2 separate regions of the Homo sapiens genome follow, and region 2 is linked to region 1. A link is an interaction called in ENCODE POLR2A ChIA-PET data of the cell type or tissue named here. Cell type or tissue: OCI-LY7. All regions are shown on one strand. Each heading gives the region's core, and the rest is flanking DNA. Links, peaks and the distances in the headings are about the cores only.

Evidence for each region. Peaks named below come from ENCODE experiments on the same cell type or tissue, not always from the same donor. Only the 100,000 strongest peaks of a DNase experiment are listed, where the experiment ranks them.
Region 2: POLR2A ChIA-PET joins it to region 1 with 5 read pairs; 2 of 35 experiments call an interaction of 5 or more read pairs at or near these places.

The regions. Positions count from the first base shown.
Region 1 is chr16:49,505,160-49,507,963 of GRCh38, reverse strand. All of the region lies in intron 7 of ZNF423 (zinc finger protein 423), which reads left to right. Among named protein-coding and RNA genes, the nearest start is that of LINC02179, 40 kb to the right of the region's middle. In OCI-LY7, for the core only: no CTCF peak of the experiment used is centred there; no DNase peak of the experiment used is centred there.
Region 2 is chr16:49,573,876-49,576,679 of GRCh38, reverse strand. The region is part of intron 5 of ZNF423 (zinc finger protein 423); the gene reads left to right. Among named protein-coding and RNA genes, the nearest start is that of LINC02179, 110 kb to the right of the region's middle. In OCI-LY7, for the core only: no CTCF peak of the experiment used is centred there; a DNase peak (open chromatin) is centred at 1,159; H3K27ac peaks cover 922 bases.

The DNA of each region.
Region 1 (2,804 bases), core at 16-2,515:
AATCAGGCCTGGCAGCCCCTGGCCGACATTTCTGTGTGACCCCTTTGGATACTGGGATGTGCTTCCTGGTTCAACACAGCCCACAACTGGCCTTCCTTACCTGGCTTATTACCAACTTGCACTGTGAGTTTGTAACCCCGTTGAAACACTTCACAGTTTGCAATTATTATCTCATTGGTGCCTCTGCAACCATTGCTGCCTCTGCAACATTCTAGGGGCCACTAGAAATGCTCTTGACTCTCACCATTTTGTAGACTTGAATACAGGCTTGGGACCTGGGCATTAAAGTAGGATACTGGCAGAGAGAAGTGGGGCTTGTGGTGGGAGTTGTGGAATGTGTTCTACTCATTTGGGTTTGAGTGTTTGAGCGGAGGAGGCAAGTGAGGCTCTCTGCTTCCTGCACAGTGACCAGTTTCCCAGCTGAGGCCACACCTGGAGGTATAGTCTAGACAGCTGCAGCCCTGACCTGTGGCGCCATCTTTGTTTCCTCATCTTTGCCTCAGAAGCTGCCACATCAAAAATGTGGTATTGGCCAGGCGTGGTGGCTCACACCTGTAATCCCAGTGCTTTGGGAGGCTGAGGCAGGAGAATGGCTTGAGGTCAAGAGTTTGAGACCAGGCTGGACAACATAATGAGACCCCGTATCTACCAAAAAAAAAATGTGGGATCATCCATGTTTTTTAGTTGACAGAGATGACAAAGCCCTGTGGTTAGTATTAGTTATGACCCTATTAAGTGTCCATACAGCATTTTACATGTTATAAAACCTTTTACATATGTTATCTAACTTGAAGCTTCTAACAAGGCAATGAGGTAGATATTATTAGTCTTACTTTTCAGGTGAGTGAAGGAGTGCTTAGAGAAGCGAGTGACTTGGCTAGGGTCAGAAAGACAGTAATTAGCCAAGGCAAGATTTGATCTCCAAAGCCCATTGTCTTCTCATCAACTCATCAACGTTTACCGTCCTACCCAGTTATTTATTCATGCACTCCTCTTCCTCCCACCATTCATCCATTCATCTACACATTTATCCATCCACCCACCAATCCATCTACTCATCCATCCACTCACCAATCCATCTACTCATCCATCCACTCACCAATCCATCCACCCATCCATCCATCCATGCATCCATCCTCTCATCCATCCTCCAGCCACCCATCCACTCATCCATCAATCCATCTGTCTATCAATCTATCACCTACCCATTCGTCCACCTACCCATCTCTCCACCTATCCATCCACTCACCAATCTGTCCACTGATCCTTCCATCTATCTATCCACCCACCTTTCCATCCATCCATACATCTGTCCATCACCTACACACCATTTCATCTATCCATCCATCCATCTATTCATTCATCTACCCATCAATCTGTCATCCACCCACTCCTCCACCTACCCACCTATCTATCCACCCACCTTTCCATCCATCCATACATCTGTCCATCACCTACACACCATTTCATCTATCCATCCATCCATCTATTCATTCATCTACCCATCAATCTGTCATCCACCCACTCCTCCACCTACCCACCTATCTATCCACCCATCCACCCACTCACCAATTCATCCACTATCCATCTTCCACCTACCTATTCCTCCATCTACCCATCCATCCATCTGTCCATCATCCGTCTACCATCCATTCCCCCATACCCATCTACCCACCTATCCATCATTTATCCATCCATCCATCATCTACCATCCATCTCCCTATCCATCCAGCTACACGTTCTTTCACCATCATCACCCTCCAGTATTGAGTGTGAGGTACGTGTCAAGAACCACACAGCTTTTCGGATGCCTTCTTCGTGTGCTCTTAATTTCACACTTCACTCTTACCTATCCCTCTCCTTACTTTAAAACTGTGCATATACCTACACACACATACACACACACACGAAAGCACACACCCCTCTGGTGAGATGAGTGGGATGGGACAGACTGGCGATATAGATAATTCTTGGTTTGCATTATGAAAACCAGTGACTTCTGCCTGGTGATAGAAGTGGGGGGCACAGGGCAGACCCACTTGATCATTGTGGGGCAGGTATCTGGGCAGTGACAATGTGCCCACTGTTTGGTTGGAGGCTGGGTATGTATGAGAGGGCAGACGAGGCATTTGAGGCCAGGCCACAGCATTCTTCAGCCTCATCAGTGGGACCAGCTTCCAAAGAGTGGGCAGCCCATGGAGCCCTGCCTTTCTGGGTGACGGGATCACCCTTTGCTGGGTGCCAGGTTGGACCCCCTCTCTGGACTGGCAAGGATGTACACCTACGTGTTTCCCAAGAACCGTCACAATCATAAAGTGTAATCGGTCTCAGCTGCAGTTTTGATCACTGGTGCGTGCACACAATTTATCACAGCAAATTAGGTCCATCCTTACAAGCTTCTGCCCTGCAGCCTGGGGGTCTGTCAGCAAGGGGGCTGGGCCATGAGGGGCTGGGGGCCATTCTTGGGGGTTGATGGGCCATGTTTTCTGAGGAGGCCCCCTCAGAATATCCGCCAGAACAGTTCTTAGTCTGTAGGACTTAATTTTCTAGAAATTTTGAGGATGCAGGAAAGTTTTCCTTTTAACCAAAATTTGGAAGAAAGTAAAAATGGACACGATCAAAGTTTCCTTATATCATTTGCAAATCCTAAAAGCACTGGGTTAGTTTGGGGACCTGAACATATGTGTTCTGTATAATTAGTGACCGTGTGACCTAGATTTTCCAGTACAGTCCTGATTTCAAGTACTCCATCCCAGCTCTTGGCTGTTTGTCCTGATTTTTGGTTTGTGGAATATGGTGACTCT
Region 2 (2,804 bases), core at 158-2,657, 69 kb before region 1:
TCTGAACTCTACTGGGGCAGACTGTGTGGGCAGCAGAGAGTTGGGCTCTGGGGGTTTTCCAACAGGACCAGTTTTCTGATGGGTAGGGGCCAATTTGCTAAGGGTTGGCCTTGAGCTACGGACTGCAGTGGCCTGAGTCTACAAGTCTGTGAAAGAGTGCCTGCCTCCAGGTAGTGTCCACGAGTGGCATGGTGGCCTCCGTTTTTATTGGTAGTGAATGTAGTTGCATTGGGGCTAACACTCAATAGACTTGACTCTGTCAAGGTTCAGGGCACCTGGCAGTGCCCAGCCCAGCTACTGCTCTTGCCTGCACCCCTGCCTCTGCCCCTGCCCCCACCACGAGTTCACCTGGCACCATGAGCTCCCTTGGACAGCAGCTGGCCAGGCACCCCAGTCAGCTGCCTGAGCACAGGGACCACAGCCACGGTTGCTGTTCCCAGTGTTCCCAGTGTCTATCTTGGTATACAGTAAGTGGTCAATGCGGGCAGCAGGAAATATGATGAGGGCCAAAGGGATTTGTCTGGTTCTGGCAATTTCCTCCAGAGAGCAAAGGAAACTTCTGGTTCCATGTCTGGGTATGGAGTTTGAGAAACGGGATGAACAGGGTAAGATGAGAACACTGACCTTTGAAATAGCCCTGCCCCTCTGTCTCTCCCAGGAGTCAGGAGCACTATCTGGGGTGATCAGGAGAGAGCCAGGGGAGAAAAAGGACCCCACCCTAAGACAGAGTTTGGCCTTTGCTTCTCCCAGCCTGCACTCAGTCTCTGATCTAACCACCCTGGAGGGCAGCCCGTGCCTCCTTCAGGCTCCTCCAAGTGTGGGCCAGTGACCTACACCATCTGCAGTGTCTCAGAGTGTGCGAGAAGTACCAAAGGCCAGGCCTCACCTGGTCCTGCCAAACAAGAATCCGTGTTTTTAAAAGAGCTCCAGGTGATTTGCATGCTCAGTCAAGTTTGAGAAGGGCTGGCTTGGAAGTCGGGACACCCAGGGCAAATGCTGCCGGAGGTAGCACGGTGCCCTCCAGCCTGGCCTCTGTCGAAGCCCCACCCACTGCTAGCCATACAGCTTGGGGATGTGGCCTGTCCTGGTTTCATTTCCTCCTAGGCACAGTCGGGCCTATCTCCCTGTGCTGCTGAACGAGGACTGGGGCAGCCACTCCTAACACATGCTCTGCACTTAGCTCACAGCCCGGGTGTTGTGAATGCTGGCCGGATGTGATGTTAGAGGCCTGAAGAACCTAGAGAGTGAAGGGGCTGCGGCAAGTAGGAGGGGAAACTGCTGATCTGAGAAGCTAGTTTTGCGTTGGGCTTGTTTAGTGGAGCTTAAATTAGGAGCTAAATACCCGCCAGGACTCCCCGTGGAATTATTACATGAAATGGCAGGGAGACGGGGAGCCAGAGTTAATGCTGGTGATAGCAGTTTTTTTTAAATCTAAAAAAAATGTGTTGAAAGCAAGTGAAACCCCTGGTGATCGCAAATGAATTGCCTAAGTTCTCTTAGCATATCCACTTTCCTGAGTGATGCCTGGGTTCGCGTGAATGAGCCACTTTCTTCTCATTACGAAGGTGCAGTGTGGCTCCTGCAATGACTCCTGGTTCCGGCTGGCAGTCTGGTATGGGCCCGACCCCTCGATCCGCCTGTGGAAGCTGCATCCTTGGTGGTGGCAGGAGGGGCTCCATGGGCAGGGCCGGGCATCTGGGCCTTCTAGCAGTTTAAATGCCTCCGATTAGCAAGTCGGGTGGGAAGAGGTGCTAAAAAGAATCCTTCCCACCTCCTCCGCTGGCATGTTTTGAAGGGAGTTCAGTTATGAGACTATTAAAATGTTATTTTGATAATTAAGCCCACAGCTGTTCTGAGGGCAGCAGGGGCAGGCAGCACACAGGCAGCAGAAGGCCTGGTGCTCTCCCAGGCTCCAGGAGAGAGGGAAAGCAGGAGGGAGCAGGGCAGGGCGAGGTGGGATGCACGACCTGGAGTGCAGCTGGCTGTAGGCGGAGAGTGCCCCTGTCATTGGGTTCAAGGATGCCTTTGAATGACAGGAGGCAACAGTGGCTCCAGCAGGCTTCCAGTCTTAGGTATGGCAAGCTGTCCCCCACATGGGGATACCTACTAGGTTTCACCAAGACTCTCAGAGCAGGGGTCACTAGATCAGTGGTTCTCCAAGTAGAGTCCAAGGACCAGCAGCATCAGCATCAGCAGCAGCATCACCTGAGAGCTTGCTAGAAATGCAAATTCCCAGCCCCACATACAACTGCTGAATCAGAAACTCTGGGTGAGGACTGGCAATCAGTGTTTTGTCTTTTTAGAGACAGGATCTTGCTCTGTCACTGGAGTGCTGTGGTGCTATCATAGCTCACTGCAGCCTCAAACTCCTGGCTCAAGTGATCCTCGTGCCTCAGCTTCCTGATTAGCTGGGACCACAGGCATGTACCACCATGCATGGCTAATTTTTAAAATTTTGTGTAGACAGCGGGTCCCACTATGTGGCCCAGGCTGGTCTTGAACTCCTGACCTCAAGCAGTCCTCCCGCCTCAGCCTCCCAAAGAGCTGGGATTACAGGTGTGAACCATTGCACCCAGCCTGTAATCTTTGTTTTAAAAGACTCTCCAGCTGATTCTGATTCACTAAAGTTTGAGAACCACTTTCCTTAAAGATCACCTGGCAAATGGGGCTCAGCCGTGCAGTGATTCCTTAGAGATTGGTACGGCTTGCTGTGAGGTATGGATGAAGGCGTGGGGATGATCAGCAGGCTCACCACATGTACGCATCCCTGATCTAGTCCTATTCCTTCATTGAACTGGATAGCA